Regions from separate parts of the Mus musculus genome. Here region 2 is linked to region 1. The links are chromatin contacts, found by Hi-C in ENCODE. All regions are on one chromosome and are shown on one strand. Each heading gives the region's core, a stretch centred on a gene start or an enhancer-like site at or near the end of the contact. The rest is flanking DNA. Distances are from core to core; before and after follow the strand shown. Region 1 holds the start of Agpat5 (1-acylglycerol-3-phosphate O-acyltransferase 5 (lysophosphatidic acid acyltransferase, epsilon)). Region 2 holds the start of Defb12 (defensin beta 12).

Evidence for each region. A loop is a pair of places that touch in the nucleus more often than their neighbours do.
Region 2: a loop to region 1 is called in a map of regulatory T cell, with 16 times the contacts of the local background. The contact joins the promoter of Defb12 here to the promoter of Agpat5 in region 1. A Hi-C loop is called at or near these places in 3 of 37 maps with a recorded cell type or tissue (T-helper 1 cell, T-helper 17 cell and regulatory T cell).

The regions. Positions count from the first base shown.
Region 1 is chr8:18,844,940-18,852,253 of GRCm38, forward strand. Agpat5 (1-acylglycerol-3-phosphate O-acyltransferase 5 (lysophosphatidic acid acyltransferase, epsilon)) reads left to right here and starts at 1,340. Exons shown (of 8, transcript NM_026792.3): 1 at 1,340-1,839. The coding sequence starts at 1,621.
Region 2 is chr8:19,112,144-19,119,944 of GRCm38, forward strand. It overlaps Defb12 (defensin beta 12), which reads right to left and starts at 2,690. Exons shown (of 3, transcript NM_152802.3): 1 at 2,587-2,690; 2 at 2,184-2,225; 3 at 1-638. The coding sequence starts at 2,677. The coding sequence ends at 514.

The DNA.
Region 1 (7,314 bases), core at 90-2,589:
ATATCTGTGACCCACCAACAGCTGCTTTTCCCCTAAAGCTGGGTTTGTGGTTCATGTTATCGTGACAGACACTCTTATAGCCCTGTCAGTTCTCCAGCACTGGCTTCCCAAGGCTTTTAAAACTCCTTTCTTCTTTCTAACTCTTTGTAGTCACTGTAACCTATATATGCATATGTAAACAGAGATATACTTACAGAGTGATGTATGTGTGATCTGAGAGTTAATATTAGTAATTAAGACTGCAATAAAAGAACCTGTGTTTCCCTTAGCAAGGGCTACAGAGTAAAGTGGGCCTCTCTGGTGCCAGCGAAGCCACTGTACTTAGTGAAATTTATTGTCATTCAATACATTCTGATATCGTGTAAACTCCTAAGCACGTCCATCTGACATAGTGTGCTAATGACAGGAGTCACCTGTATGCCTTATGAAGCGCATCTCAGAGGTGATGGGAAAGAAACATGGGGCAAAAGATGAAGGGAAATCCAAGGCAAGGAAGCAGAGACACAGGCGTCAGTGGTGTGGAAAGGGAGAAAACTAGGGGCAGAATAAGTGACCTTAGGGTCACTTAGAGAAACCAACACACACACACACACCCACATATTTAAAACGTACTTTATACAGATCTGAGCGTGCGCACTGACCTGTTTCCTTCTATACCTTCTTGTATAGAATTATCTGGTCTCCACTAGTTAGGGCAGTGAAAGGACCTGGGCCCCTGGATAAGTTTTTGCTGTTACTTAACTATTCTAGTTTTCTGGAGGGAAGAGAACTTATGGATCCTACATGTATAGGGAAATACTTTCCTACACATTGAAAAGAAGAAATGTAGGATATTAGGAAAACGCACAGTAGAAACAAGTTAAAGAGCAAGAGGTTATTAAAGGGCAAAAGTTAAGGCTTTGAAAGATTTAATACAAGGAGGTGACAGTCCCGTGAAAGGTGAACCAAGGGTACAGGAGACGGACCCAGCCTCATTCTGCAACAGCCAAGAGGAGGGAAGGTGTGCTTCCTATGCACGTGGGGGCACGGGTGGCCCTCCGGCACGCGAAGACGCTGCAGTTGTCCATAACCTGCGGCATCGAGCTCCTCCTGTGCTCCACGACTTAGTCGGCTCACGCGTGTCTTGCAGGAAGCATCCTCGTGTCTCCACGCAGCTCTCGCACGCCAGCACAGGCCAAAACCCACCACCTCACTTCTTCCCGGGCTCATCCCCAGCCAGCATTCGCAGTCGAGCATGCGTCGTGACGAGGCCAAGGGACCGAGCCAATCAGAACACGTATTACGCCCATAAGTCGGCCAATCAGGAGGCGCCTTATTACCCGGGAGCCTTGCTTCACCCCGCCTCCCCGCTGACAAGCACGGGTCGCGCGGAGCAAAGCGAGCACCCCGAGGCGAGTGCGCCCGGCAAGCCGAGGCGTGCCCTTTCCAAGGCGGCGAGCAGAGGCCGTCACTGTCCCCGCCGGGTCCCGGGCCCCCGCGGCCCATGCTGGGGGCGGAGCCAGGGCGGAGGGCGGCGGCGCGGCCGGCCCCGCGCAGTGATTGGCGGGCGGCCGGCGGTGGCTGAGGTCCTGGTGGCCGCGCGGGCAACGCAGGCGGAGTCGCGGCTGGCGAGCCGAGAGGATGCTGCTGTCCCTGGTGCTCCACACGTACTCTATGCGCTACCTGCTCCCCAGCGTCCTGTTGCTGGGCTCGGCGCCCACCTACCTGCTGGCCTGGACGCTGTGGCGGGTGCTCTCCGCGCTGATGCCCGCCCGCCTGTACCAGCGCGTGGACGACCGGCTTTACTGCGTCTACCAGAACATGGTGCTCTTCTTCTTCGAGAACTACACCGGGGTCCAGGTGAGGCGCGGCCGCGCAGGGCTGCGTGCGAGCCCTCCCCGCGGCCGGGGCGGCGCTTGCAACCCGGGCGAACACTCGCAGCCCGGCGAGCACGTGCCGCAGCTCACGGCCTCCCGCCGCGGGGGGAAGTTTCTGGTTCTCACTTCGGGGTTCCTTCTGGAACGTCCTGCTGAGGCTGAGTGTGTTCCCGGGTCCGCCCCACCCCCGCCCCGGGCCGGCTGTTACTGCCCATCTCAGTGCCTGCCAAAGTAGGGCACTGAGTCCGAGGTGGTGATGCTGGGACTGGCTTCATTTGCACTTCCGAGGTCTTTTAGATTAGCAAGACCTCTAGGCGCTGACCAAAGTGACAGCTGTGAAGGACGACTCCTGCCTTGGGTTCCTCCCGGGTGAAAGCGAGGGCCTAGGGAGGAAATGAATACATTGGTTACAATAGGAGCCTCACTGTCGATACAGTTCTCTTCAGCTTGGACTGGGCTTCAATGTGGGCTGATCTCTTGTCAGATTGCTTTCTTCCTGCTACTGTTTCTTTCTTTCTTTCCACCCCTCCCTCCCCCCCCCCCGCCCCGTGGAGATTGAACTCTGAAAACAATAAAGAGTAGAAAGCTCTCCTAATGTGAATTCGTTATATGACATCCCATAAAAACCTACAGTTGTACTTCCTTTTTGGTTTTCAGTTTCAAAGAAGAGCTCTGTTTGGGTTCTCCCAGATGTATCTATGACTTTCCCCCCCATTTCTCAGTTCTTTTCATTCTGTGTTAGGGGGGTACTTTGGCGACTGGATCCCTTACTGAGTTTTGCGCCAGTTGGAGATTATGTCTGAGGTAGGGAATTAAGACCTCTCTGAATCACTATCTTTTTAAATGTTTTCCTAGGGAATAGGAAAATCACTGTTGCACATCAAGGTTTCTGAAAAATTGACTTTTAGAATAGGATTTCATTCAGAATTTTTAGGAACCCCCACACTGATGGTTTCAAACCTCCCTCTTACTTTACTAAGTTTGTCAAGTGAATGTATGGTCTAATCGTGGATAAGTATTTAATTTCACTAGCAGAAGGGACAAGACAGCGGGGAGCACAACTTAAAGTTGCTGACCTTGCACATGACAAGTACCCCTCAGACGCTCAGGGACCTCTACTCAAGTGCCACCTATATTCTTGCTGCAGAGACGTTAGGATGAGTCAGAATGAAGCAAAGTTAGTGAGTTTATTGATTGGGAGAGAGGACACGCACTTGAGGGGAGTCAAGTGCAAACCTTATTACCCCCCACCCAGGCTACAGCAGCTGTTTTCTAAGTGATTTTAGGGCTTTTAAGTTAACGCCTTAAAACTAAGATTAAGGAGAAGAGAAGGAAAAAAATGAGTTCTTCTATTCTTTCCAATAATGAGCTCTAAAAAAAAAAGAAGCAAACCAGGATCTCACACTGTAGTCTTGGTGGGCAGGAACTCTATGTAGACCTCACAGGCCTCAAGTTCACAGAGATCTGCCTGCCTCTGTCTCCAGAGTGTTAGGACTAAAGGCATGTACCGCCATGTCTGGATTAAACTCTTTTAGTTATATGAAATTTAAAACGGATTCATGGCGGTACTGAACAGTTTACATATGAGGGAGAAATGTGGTTAGGCAGTAATATGGATCAAAATAAAATCAAAGTAATTAGCTGATCACTGGTCACAAGAGTTTGAGATGTGAGCTTGTCTTCTGCCTTAGGTCACCAGCTATAGGGATAATCTTTTGTTTGTTTTTTGTGGTTTTTGTTTGTTTGTTTTTTTGTTTTTTTGAGACAGGGTTTCTCTGTGTAGTCCTGGCTGTCCTGGAACTCACTCTGTAGGCCAGGCTGGCCTCGAACTCAGAACTCCACCTGCCTCTGCCTCCCAAGTGCTGGGATGAAAGGCGTGCGCCACCACTTGCCTATAATCTTACTTGTAATGGTTTTAGAATATGTGCACAGTGGAGAGCAGTGTTCAAGCAGCTGTATCCAACCAATTCCACTTAAAGAGGGAGAGGGTGAGGGTGAGGGCCTCCTTTGCTATTCAAAAGCAGATTGTGTGGACATTGCATTGGATTCTTTTGTTGTTGCTGCTGTTGTTTTGTTTTGTTTTTGAGACAGAATTTCTCTATATAGCCCTGGCTGTCCTGGAACTCAGTTTGTAGACCAGGCTGGCCTCGAACTCAGAAATCCGCCTGCCTCTGCCTCCCAAGGGCTGGGATTAAAGGCGTTGCATTGGATTCTATGCAAATGTAGGTTCTTTTCTGTTTTCGTTTTTGCTAAAATTCTGAGTAATTCATGTATCCTTTCAAGTTAAAAAAAATCTTTGTGTGTGTGTATGTGTGAATGAATGTACTGCATGCACATAAATATTCATATCCGTGATTGTGGGGCAAATGTACCATGGCATGGACATGGAGGTCATAGGAGAACCTTGGGTATTGGTATTTACCTTCTACTTTGAGTCAGGTCTCTTGCTTACCACTGTGTGTGTGCCAGCTTAGCTGGCTTCTAAATTTCTGGATTCTGTCCTGTATCTGCTTCCCATCTCACTGTAGGAGCACTCCATAAAAGAGAGATGAGTGTCTGGCCTTGTATGGGTTCTGAGGCTCTGAATTTGGGCTCCTCAGGCTTGTGTGACAAGTGTTTTAGCTACATCTGCTAACTGCCCACACCAATATTAGAGCCTTTCGGGTCTCCTATTAGTACTGAAAGTGAGCAGTGTGTTCCCCTATCTGTAGGGGAAGTAATGCAGCCTTTGTAAGTTTTGCTCATTTTGCTAACTTGAAATCCATTAGAATGTGACCAGAGGGACTAGGGACTGAAGAGACGTCAGTGGTTAAGAGGACAGTCTGCTCTTACACTGGCCTGGATTTGGTTTCCAGATCCCACAATGGCTGTTTCTCAACTACCTGTAACTCTGGCTCCAGGACAGAGGTCTGACACCTCTGACCCCCATGGATACTAGCCCTCACAGGCATATATGCCTTACCTCCAGTATATATACTTCAAACATATTTTTAATCTTAAAAAAAGAAAAAAAAAGGAAAAGAAAAGTCTCTTTAACATTGTGAAAAGCCCATTTCTTAAGGCTAACACAGCAGATTATTTCAGGCTTAGTGGTTTAGAATCAAAGATTCTAGATGAATATTCACAGAGACTGTAGTAGTTGTAATAAAAATGAAATATCTTTTTTTCTTGTTTGTTTATATATATATTTTTAGACAGGGTCTCACTCAGTAGCTCAGGTTGTCTTAAATTCACTTGAACTTACAGTAAGCCTCCTACTTCAGCATCCCAGGTCCTAGCATTACAAAACTTAGCCACCACACTGCCTTTAACATTTTGATATTTAGAGAGAGAGAGTGTGTGTGTGTGTGTGTGTGTTGTGTGAGTATTGCATGTACATGAGTGTTCAGGTGAGCATGGCCCTGTGTGCACACAGGGAGTCCAGAGCAGGATGTGGGTTGCCTTCTTCTATTGTTCTATGCTTATTGCCTTGCCTTGGAGTCTCTCAACTCAACCAAAAGCGCATCATTTTCAGTGAGGCTAGCCAGCCAGCACACTCTTGGGATTTGCCCATCTATCTCTAAGTTCTGAAATTACTGGCATGTGCAGACATGCTCAACATCTCTTAGACATGGGCACCTGTGGTTCAAAATCAGGTACTGATGAAGAGCAATTTTTTTTTCCTATTGAATCATCACTATAGCCCTTTTAGAATTTTTTTTTAAGTTATTAAAAGTTAATGTGAATGGGCCAGTCTAATGGCTCAGTGGTCAAGGGCACCTGTCACTAAGTCTGATGACCTGAGTTTGATCCCCGAACCCACATAGTAGAAGGAGAGAACTAGTCTCGAGAGTTGTCTTCTAACCTCTACAAGCACAAGCTCAAGTCAACCCCATACACAAACAGATATATAGGTAGGTGGGTAGGTGGGTAGGTGGGTAGGTAGGTAGGTAGGTGGGTGGGTGATAGATTGATGTGGAGTTAGAGAGACGGCTTAAGCATGAAGACCTGAGTTCAGTTCCCTAGCAACCACATTAAAAGCCGAGCATGGCTGTGTGTGCCTGTGGCCCCACCACTGTGGTGGATGGAGACAGGGGGATCACTGTAGCTTGTGCGCTGCCTGTCTAGCTCCAGTTTTAGTAGAGACCCTTTGTTAGGGGAGTAAGGCAAAGAGTGATAGAGCAGGCCAGGAGAAGTCCTCCTCCTCTAGCCTCCAGGGAGTGTGCATGGCCATACACATGTGTGCATACGCTACTCACACCCACCCCCCAAAATTAATTCATGTTTTCAAGTATTAGAGTATTTATCTTCTCATTGCAGTGAAATCCAATAAAAGCTGGTTATTGGTGTTTGCAGGCCAGCTGTGCAGTGATACAATATGTGACTCCTCAGTACCTGGTGAATGCTTTCACCACCATTATACTGCTTACATTTGTTATTAACAATTAGAATGTACCTTAAAATATATTTCCCATGGCTTTGACTGCCAATCCCCTCTGGTCCAAATTCTAGTATTGATAAGATACAAGACTCTTGGGTTATCATTTATTTACAAATTAATTTTGGGACCATGACGGGGTCTGCAGAGTAGCTAGGGGTATAGAGGACTGTGCCAGCACTCCTTGGCTGAGAGCCTTTATGCAGAATAACTTTAAATGTTTCAGTGTACCCTGCTTACGCTATAGAGTAGTGTGAAAGTCCTGGGAATAAGATAGTGTGTAGGTGTAAGGTGCTGCTGTTGCTGTACAGTGCGCAGACTCTTCTAGGGCTTGTCCCTTGTACAGAAGCTCCTCTCAGCGTCTCAGAAACAAAGACTTTCTACGTGCTGGCCACATAAACTGGTTTGCTCTTTCCTTGGCGCTGTCTTATCGAGCATCCTGAACTCTTCCTGAGTCAAGTTTGCATCTGAATCTTGCTGAAGGCGCTAAATTCCAGGGACAAAATATGTTTACTTAGAGGGGACTCACAGGTTATCCAATCTGACCCTTGTATCGGGACTGAATTCTTCCCACATTCTGCCCAGATATTCATTGGAACCCACTATCGGTGATCTTTTTAAAAAAATCTTAATTGTTTATGTGTTCAGTTTTGTTCCTTTTTGCTTATTTATCATCTTTGCGATTCTTTCAAACCCCAAATGACTTGCTTTGCTTAGCTGGGAGCTGCAGAACTGTGGACTTGGGTGTGCCTCTGCTTAAGCCGAATAAGCAAAACCTTTGATTCAGGAAATTGTTTCCCAGGTGTAGTTCTAGTCTAACACAGCTTAAATCTGCTAGGAAATTGGCTAGCGAGAGATTTACAAGACAATTTTTGAAAAATATGGTTAAGATTTTATTTCAATATCTTTTGTAAACATAAAACAAACTTGGCATTTAGTGTTTAATTTTTGAAGTCTCTTGTAAAACAATGTTGTTTACTCTTTGAGAATTTTCTATATTTTGACCATATTCTTTTTCCTCCCGCAGTTCTTCCACATCTT
Region 2 (7,801 bases), core at 1,440-3,939, 270 kb after region 1:
CACCTCATCAAGAATCAAAGGAATGCATTTTTTCTTGTAGTCTATAGAACTACAAAGCTGTCAACATAGAGGAGCATAGCACTTTCGTTTGTCTATTAATCCCATAATAATTAGTATGTTAGAGACACAGAAAGAGGTAGTGATGCCCACACTGTCCCTTGTCTCCCAGGTTTGCTGTACTACAGACGACAATACAAATAAAATACCTGTATCAAATACAAATAAGGATGATAGTCACACTCTCAGGTGACCCTGAGCCCTATGAGACAATTCTGGAAAGAACAGTTATAAGTTATGAGTGTTCTGGAGTTGTGCAGTTGTGTCTGCTTGTGTAGAAGGCATTCATTGCTGTTTTGATTTTGGTCGTCTTAAAATTCAAATGAAGCACAGAGACAGACTGAGGTGAGACGGGCCTGAGCAGCGCTGATTGTGGCCTGGGAAGCCACAGATGTTCTCTCCTTGACCATCCATTCAGCACGACTTGCAAGGTCCAAAGACCATTGGTCGTTGGGTTCAGATCCTCTCTCGACAGCAGAAGAAGTTCAGCTTGCACCAGCCCGCAATCTTCTCACTCTCTATGCATGTTCTCCTGCATTTTCCCCGGCCGAGCCTGCATGTCTCGCACACAGCAATCTCCCCTGTGCCAGGAAAGAGCTGCTGAGATGGTTGTTGGAACCTTGTGGGAATGGGAAGAATATCTAAGGCCTCCTGACAGGCAGGGTTTGCGTGTATGGCCAGCAGTGTTTTTTAGAATTAGACCAGAGATGTTGGGGATAGCTCAGTTGGCAAAGTGTTTCTTGGGTCAGCATGGGACCCTGAGTCTGATCCTCCGTGCCCAGGTAAAAAGCCAGGCACTTGTGTCACTCACGGTCCTCAGCTGGGGAAGCAGGGACAGCTGACTCTCAGTGGTCAGCCTAGCCGAGTTTGTGGTAGATTCTGTCTCACAAAACAAGGTGAATGAATGGCTTCTGAGGAATGACATTTATAAGTTTGACCTCTGGCTTTTACACATGAATGAACACACACAGACATAAACACACACAGACATGCACACACACACACTCACACACTCACACTGTAAGAAGAGCACTACCCCATAGCATCTGATTACCACAGACAGTGTGGAGCTGAAAAGAGTTAAACACAACAGGTAACCATCACCCGTGTCCCCCAGGTGTTTATTGTCTTTCACAGGTCTGATGCAAGTGACAGCAACATCTATTCTTCAGAACTTTTAAAATGCATGTCTGCACTGTTGAAAATTTACTAGTTAGCCTTTGCTTTCAAATCCTCGAAGCTGGAATGAAGAATTTAATCTCAATACTTGTTTGGCTCTAGTACCAGCTGCTTAATATACCTAGCCCCCTTCACTGGGGGATATAATAGAAATACCTGTGCACATTTTTAATTTGCTGAGTGGTGAAATGATTCTATGATAATGTTTGTATGATATTTACTTCTAATGGTGCTTTAATAATTAAGTGGCACAATCTATGTGTATTTGTTAAGGGTTGGAGAAATTAATTCTTCATGAGTTCCATAGTTCTCATGCTACTTAGTTACTTATATATTTTTATTATCATCATTATGCTGATGTGTGTATGTGTGAGAAAAAGAGAGAGGTGTATTGTGTTGGACACATGCATGTGTGTGCAGGTTCATGCACCCATGTATGTGCACACAAAACATCAAGAAAAAGGCTTTGAACATCTTCTTCTGTCACTGTCAGCTTTGAAGCAGGGCCTCTCTTTGACCCTTAGCTCATTTTTCCTAGCTGTTATGGATCCCAGTGACCCACCTAGCTCTGCCCTTGAACCTCCTAGCTCTGCAACCATTGTCCTGGGGTCACAGGCTCAAGCAACACTGGTGTGTGCTGGAGTCCAGACTTGGGTCCTCATAGTTGCACAGCAAGCACTTTTAACCTTTAACTTTTAGTCACTTCTTCAGCCCTCCAAGGATATTTCAATATTTCTTTGAATTTTGTTTGCATTGTGCTGTCTTCCCATGTAAGAGAACCTCTGGTGCACACCCAAAGCTTTCAACTAACCGTTATAAACAATCTCTAATGAGGGTGGCGCCTCATCTGCACCATTCTATGTGATCTTCCTCATCTGGCAGATGCCCTCAAGCAGACCTCGTTCAAGTTAGGAGAAGGAGAAAATACAGATAAAGATGTAATTTACCTCCTGGAAATGACTGGGAATACTCAAGTCCTGCCCAGGACCCTAAATTTAAAACAAAATGCATTTTAGAAAAGAATATTAAAGCAAGAAACAACACTTTATAAAATTTCTCCTACATGTTACATGGCTTTCGAGGGACTACTGATGTTATGGTTGCTGTTATTTATTGGGTTTCTCAAGACCAGCACTCCTGGAAGCCAGAAAGACCAGTGTACTAAACAATACAATGTAAATTAAAGCTCTGTTCATCTGGCTCTTAGGAAACATGAGTGGAGATCCAAGAAATCTCTGGGGAGAGGAGAGTTACTCTCAGTTTCAGGGTGGTGCATGAAAGAGTCATTGGGTTTCATGATCTACCCACTGCACCCCCCCCCCCATCAAAATCCCATCAACTTTGATTTACCTGATGGCAGTTCAACTACAATGAAGAACAAAGCAAAACCAAAATAGAACACCTCTCTGCTCAGAGCCATGTTTGAGGGGAGATTCTTCATCACAGAGAATCGGGGTTTCTTTGAGGAGACAAGAAAACATTTATATTGGAAAGTAGTGGGCTATGTTCTAGGTCAGTGAAGTGAATCAATGAAGAAAGCACGATTACATGCTCCATTTGCCAGGATCAAGAGCTGGGGCAGTGGGTAATAACCTTGAGCCTGCAAAGCCTTACTTCTCCATGCCTAACCAGCTTGTAGAATGGAGTGGACATTGGTTCAAGACTTGGAGAATTCAGGGCTGTGCCCACTTCTACTGCAGGAATCTAAGGGAGAGAATCCTGATAGGTCTCCATGACTTCTCAAGGAACAAAGCACAAGTATTGCCTTTGTAGCTTGTCCTGGGGATCCAGTATGATTTCAACTCAGGAGCACTTTGAATGCTCTCAGTGCTTCCAGAGCTATTGTGGGGACTGGAAGGCCATCCACAGATGTGCACACTGACTCTCCTCATTCTCACAGCTGGATTTATAAATTGTTCAGCAGAACGTGAGGAGTAACTGACCTTTTGCTATGGTAGCTTTGAATCCTGTGCCTGTCAGACATCTCATCACAGACCAGTTATAATCACAATATCCTTTAATAATGAAAACCATGGGCATCAAAAGGAATATTCATGTCAACTCCCAAACTGTGTCCTGCTTATTGCCACCTTGATGCTTATAGTTACATGATGTTCTGGTTTTCAGTCTTGGAGACAAAGGCAGGCTTGGTGTCACAGACTTGTAACTCAGCTACTCCAGAGACTGAGGCAGAAGCATCACAAGCTAAAGGCCTGTTTGGGCTACATAGTGAGGTCAGTGAATTCAAAGGCAGCCTGTGCAATTTGGTGATACTTGAATCTAAAATAAGTAAAAAGGGGCTGGGATGTAGCTCAGTAGAAAAGTGTTTGCCTGCCACACACACAGCCTACATTCAATTCTCAGTGCCCTCCTCTCATTCTCTCTCACATATACATGAAAATGTAGACTATGTAGTTAGACAGATACCTACTAAGTAGACCGCCTTGGATAGGTTAACAATTTTTGAAACCTTAGCCTCTTTATCCTTAAAATTGCGTTATATTGTTAATATCAGCCTCATTGGGCATTTGAGTGCATTGTACATGGCATAGAAGTGTTTATCAGAATGTCTGATTATCATCATCAACATCACATTTATATTTCTATATAACATTGAACAACCACTCCGCAAAGTGATCATAGCAATCTGACTCCTTTTTTTTAATTAGTTATTTTCTTTATTTACATTTCAAATGCTATCCTCTTTCCTAGTTTCAGTTTCCCCTCCAAAAATCCCCTATCCCCTCCCCTCTGCCCTTGCTCCCCAACCCACTCACTCCCATTCCTGGACCTGGCATTCCCCTATACTGGGGCATAGAACCTTCACAGGACCTAGGGCCTCTCCTCCCATTGATGACCAACTAGGCCATCCTCTGCTACATATGCAGCTAGAGCCACGAGTCCCACTATGTGTTTTCTTTGATTGGTGGTTATCCCGTCCCGTGGGATTCAGTTATTCGTGGGTGCGAGGGGGACCGCGAACCTGGAAGGAGATGGGAATAAAAGAAAGAAAGTAGGAGACCAGGAAGGGTACCTATCGAGGTCTCGTTTATTAGGCTGAGGTGCCTTCTTTTTAAAGCATACATCGCGGGGAATATGGGAGGGGTCGAGGGAGAATTATACAAAGAACAAAGAAGTGGGCATCTGCTGACATGGGGGCTGAAGTCAGGCGCCAGGCAGCGGGCACTCTGGATCTTATCTCTGGAACATCGATCCTCCTTGACAGCCTTGGGGGTCAGGCTAGGCTCAGGCGTAACTCATGTCCTTGGATGGCATGGGAACTCAGGAAGAGATAGGGGAGAGGGGACTATAATTCAGCTTTTACAGCCTCAGGTGCCAGGAAAGGAATAGGGAGGAAAGGGGGGTGACAACCAGTTCTCAGTACAAGGCCATTTGGCCTGCTAGGGAGATTGTGAAGGGCTCACTTTCTCACGGGATGGTCTCTGACATCTCCCCCTTCTGAATTAAATTAAATAAGGCCACACTTAACTGAGGTGATCAACTAATCTTTTTCATCTTTAGATGAGCGGGCATTACCATGGCTGGGGGGACATTGACCCGATTCCTCCCGTGGGTGCTGTCACAGACCCACACTTGTGGCTCTTGGTATCTTTTGGGGAGGTGAGGCAGAGCCTTTGAAAAAATTATTAATTGTAACTGAAATTAGATACCAACCTCTTCCTAACCGGGTTTGCCTCTCAGGGAACTCAGAAATGGTCTATTTGGACCTTCCCCTGCAATACTTAGTTTGCACCCATGCTGGGCCCATACTGGATTTGTATTTATTACGAATCAGCATGCACAATTCTGAGTTTTGTGCAGCTCCCGTAGGAGAATTATCAACCTCAGACTCAGTAAGGCCTCTGTAAGCATGCCAATTGTAATACCACAATTTGTGGCTCTTAAGCTATGACAAGAGCTGGAGGTCACCCTTCCTTGTCCCTATTGTCTCCAAAACCTAAGGAACCAAGGGGACTCTGCATTAGCAGCAAGGGTGGAAAATTGGAGACGAGTCTTTGTTTTTGCCTCGGTGGGAGGAGGATCTTCTTCATCTGAGTCCCGGATATCTAGCTGATGGTAGTGGACTGCAACCTGCTTACTTAAAGCAGCTTCAATCTGCAACTTAACAAAACTGGTTAATTTTTTAAAGGCCCAGGGGCCAAAAGACAAAAGCAGCAGAACACCCAAGAAAGGTCCCAAGAGTGTGGGAAGCAAGGTAGTGACCCAAGGAGAAGTAGAAAACCAATTTTTATACCAAAATTCTTGTTTCTCTTTGTTGTTTTCTCTCTTTTAAACTAGCTCTAACTTTCTCTATATTATCTTGAACTAAGCCAGTCTTGTCAAAGTAAAGACAACATTCTTCTAATACCTGAAATTTCTGTCTTTGTAGCCTTAATATGTTATATCCTGTCTTATTGTAGACCACTACTTCTAAGATATTAACCTTTGCCTCTAATTTTTTATCTTACAATAAGTTGCTAATATTTTATGCATATCATTAACAAAATGATCAGTATGCAGCTGTTGATCTAAAGCTGTGGTAGATATTGAAGTTAAAATTGCAACTAAAGCAGTAAATCTAAAAATTGCTCATTTGACCTTTTCCAAGTTTGTATTTCCGGATTTTTTAAACTAAGGATCATTTCCTAATTTTAACAGGCAGCAAAACATAAGGAGGTCTCTTTAAAAAAAATCATAACAGCAAATTTCTTATCTAAATTAAGATCCACAGGATTAGTTAATTGACAACGATTACAATGAATATGAAAAGACTTGTTAAGATTGGTGATCTTAACTCTTAAAATTATCTAACAATATAGCATATAGGTAAGGTACAAAAGCTTTCACAGCTATAGGGGAGTTGGCCTGAATGGCCAAAAACAGTGTCTCTGATGAAATCTTGTTAAATACACTGTAGCAGTCTCTTTGCCCCACGGGTCATCATTTATAGTTGTCCTCAAGTGGACACTAGGTCGGCTCTCCTTGCTGTAGTCCATGGCGAAGATAGGAAGTTTCTTCATCTTGTTTGTAAGTGTCTGCTCTCTCTGATTCTTCTGTTTCTGTGCACTCAACACAGCTTTCTTGTCATCACTGCCAGGGCACTTATGAACTCACAGGTCGGTCTGTCACACGAATCATTTCGGAAGCTAGCATGCTTTTGCAGCATTCTGTGGATAAAACAGAAACACTGCCCCCTTTTCCCCATAATAACCTTCTGTTTAGGCTCATGCCATGTGTCAATGAGTGGATCCTTTTCACCTCACCTAGACATGATTATGTCTAGTTTTAAGATACTATGAGGCATTTATTAAGTTCTTAGACATTTAAATTTTAAAACTCTTAATAATAAAAGTATGATTTAAATAATGCACAGGGGGTATAATTTTTCCCCTTTTTTGTTTTTAAGAAGATAGAGTTTTAAAGTTTTATAATACCTTGTCTTTGAGAATTAAAAAATTTTTGACAAAACCACTTAAATACTGGACTGTTATAGTAGGTTTTAATATAACATGGACAGTGACTAATTACACTTTCAATTGTTTCTCTTGAAGAGAGATTGTAACTAGAATGTTTGAAAAGTTATTATAGTCACGTGTGTATAATTTATATATTTATTAATCAGAAATAAGAGAAAGTCTTTAAGTTGTCTCTGTAAATAACTATCTTCTAGGGAAAACCAGTTTGATCAGTAAGTCTAAAACCCAAATAATTATAAGGATCCTGAGTTTGTATCTTTTCAGGAGCTATCTGTAATCCTTATCAGTTAAAGCTTTATGTAAACCTCTATAACACAAAAGCAGATCCTGGGGGTCTCTTCCAGGCAACCTAGGATAATTCCTTAACTGTCTAAAAACAGTCTTCTTAAAGGAACAGTATTTTTTTCTTATAAGTTGCATAAGCAATTGCAAGCTAGAGAATTAATATTGACTATTAACATACAACTTAAAGTTTGACTGTTCAACATTTTTAAACACCATCTTAGCACACAATTTAATTATCTGTGCTGAAACAGGAGGAAACTCAAAAGAATAATCATGTGATTTAAATCACATATACTTTTCTCTTATATAAAGGCTATTTTTTAAACACAGTAAATGGGATGCATGCATGCATGAATTTTAGAAGATATGGGCGCCACTTATCCCGTCCCGTGGGATTCAGTTATTCGTGGGTGCGAGGGGGACCGCGAACCTGGAAGGAGATGGGAATAAAAGAAAGAAAGTAGGAGACCAGGAAGGGTACCTATCGAGGTCTCGTTTATTAGGCTGAGGTGCCTTCTTTTTAAAGCATACATCGCGGGGAATATGGGAGGGGTCGAGGGAGAATTATACAAAGAACAAAGAAGTGGGCATCTGCTGACATGGGGGCTGAAGTCAGGCGCCAGGCAGCGGGCACTCTGGATCTTATCTCTGGAACATCGATCCTCCTTGACAGCCTTGGGGGTCAGGCTAGGCTCAGGCGTAACTCATGTCCTTGGATGGCATGGGAACTCAGGAAGAGATAGGGGAGAGGGGACTATAATTCAGCTTTTACAGCCTCAGGTGCCAGGAAAGGAATAGGGAGG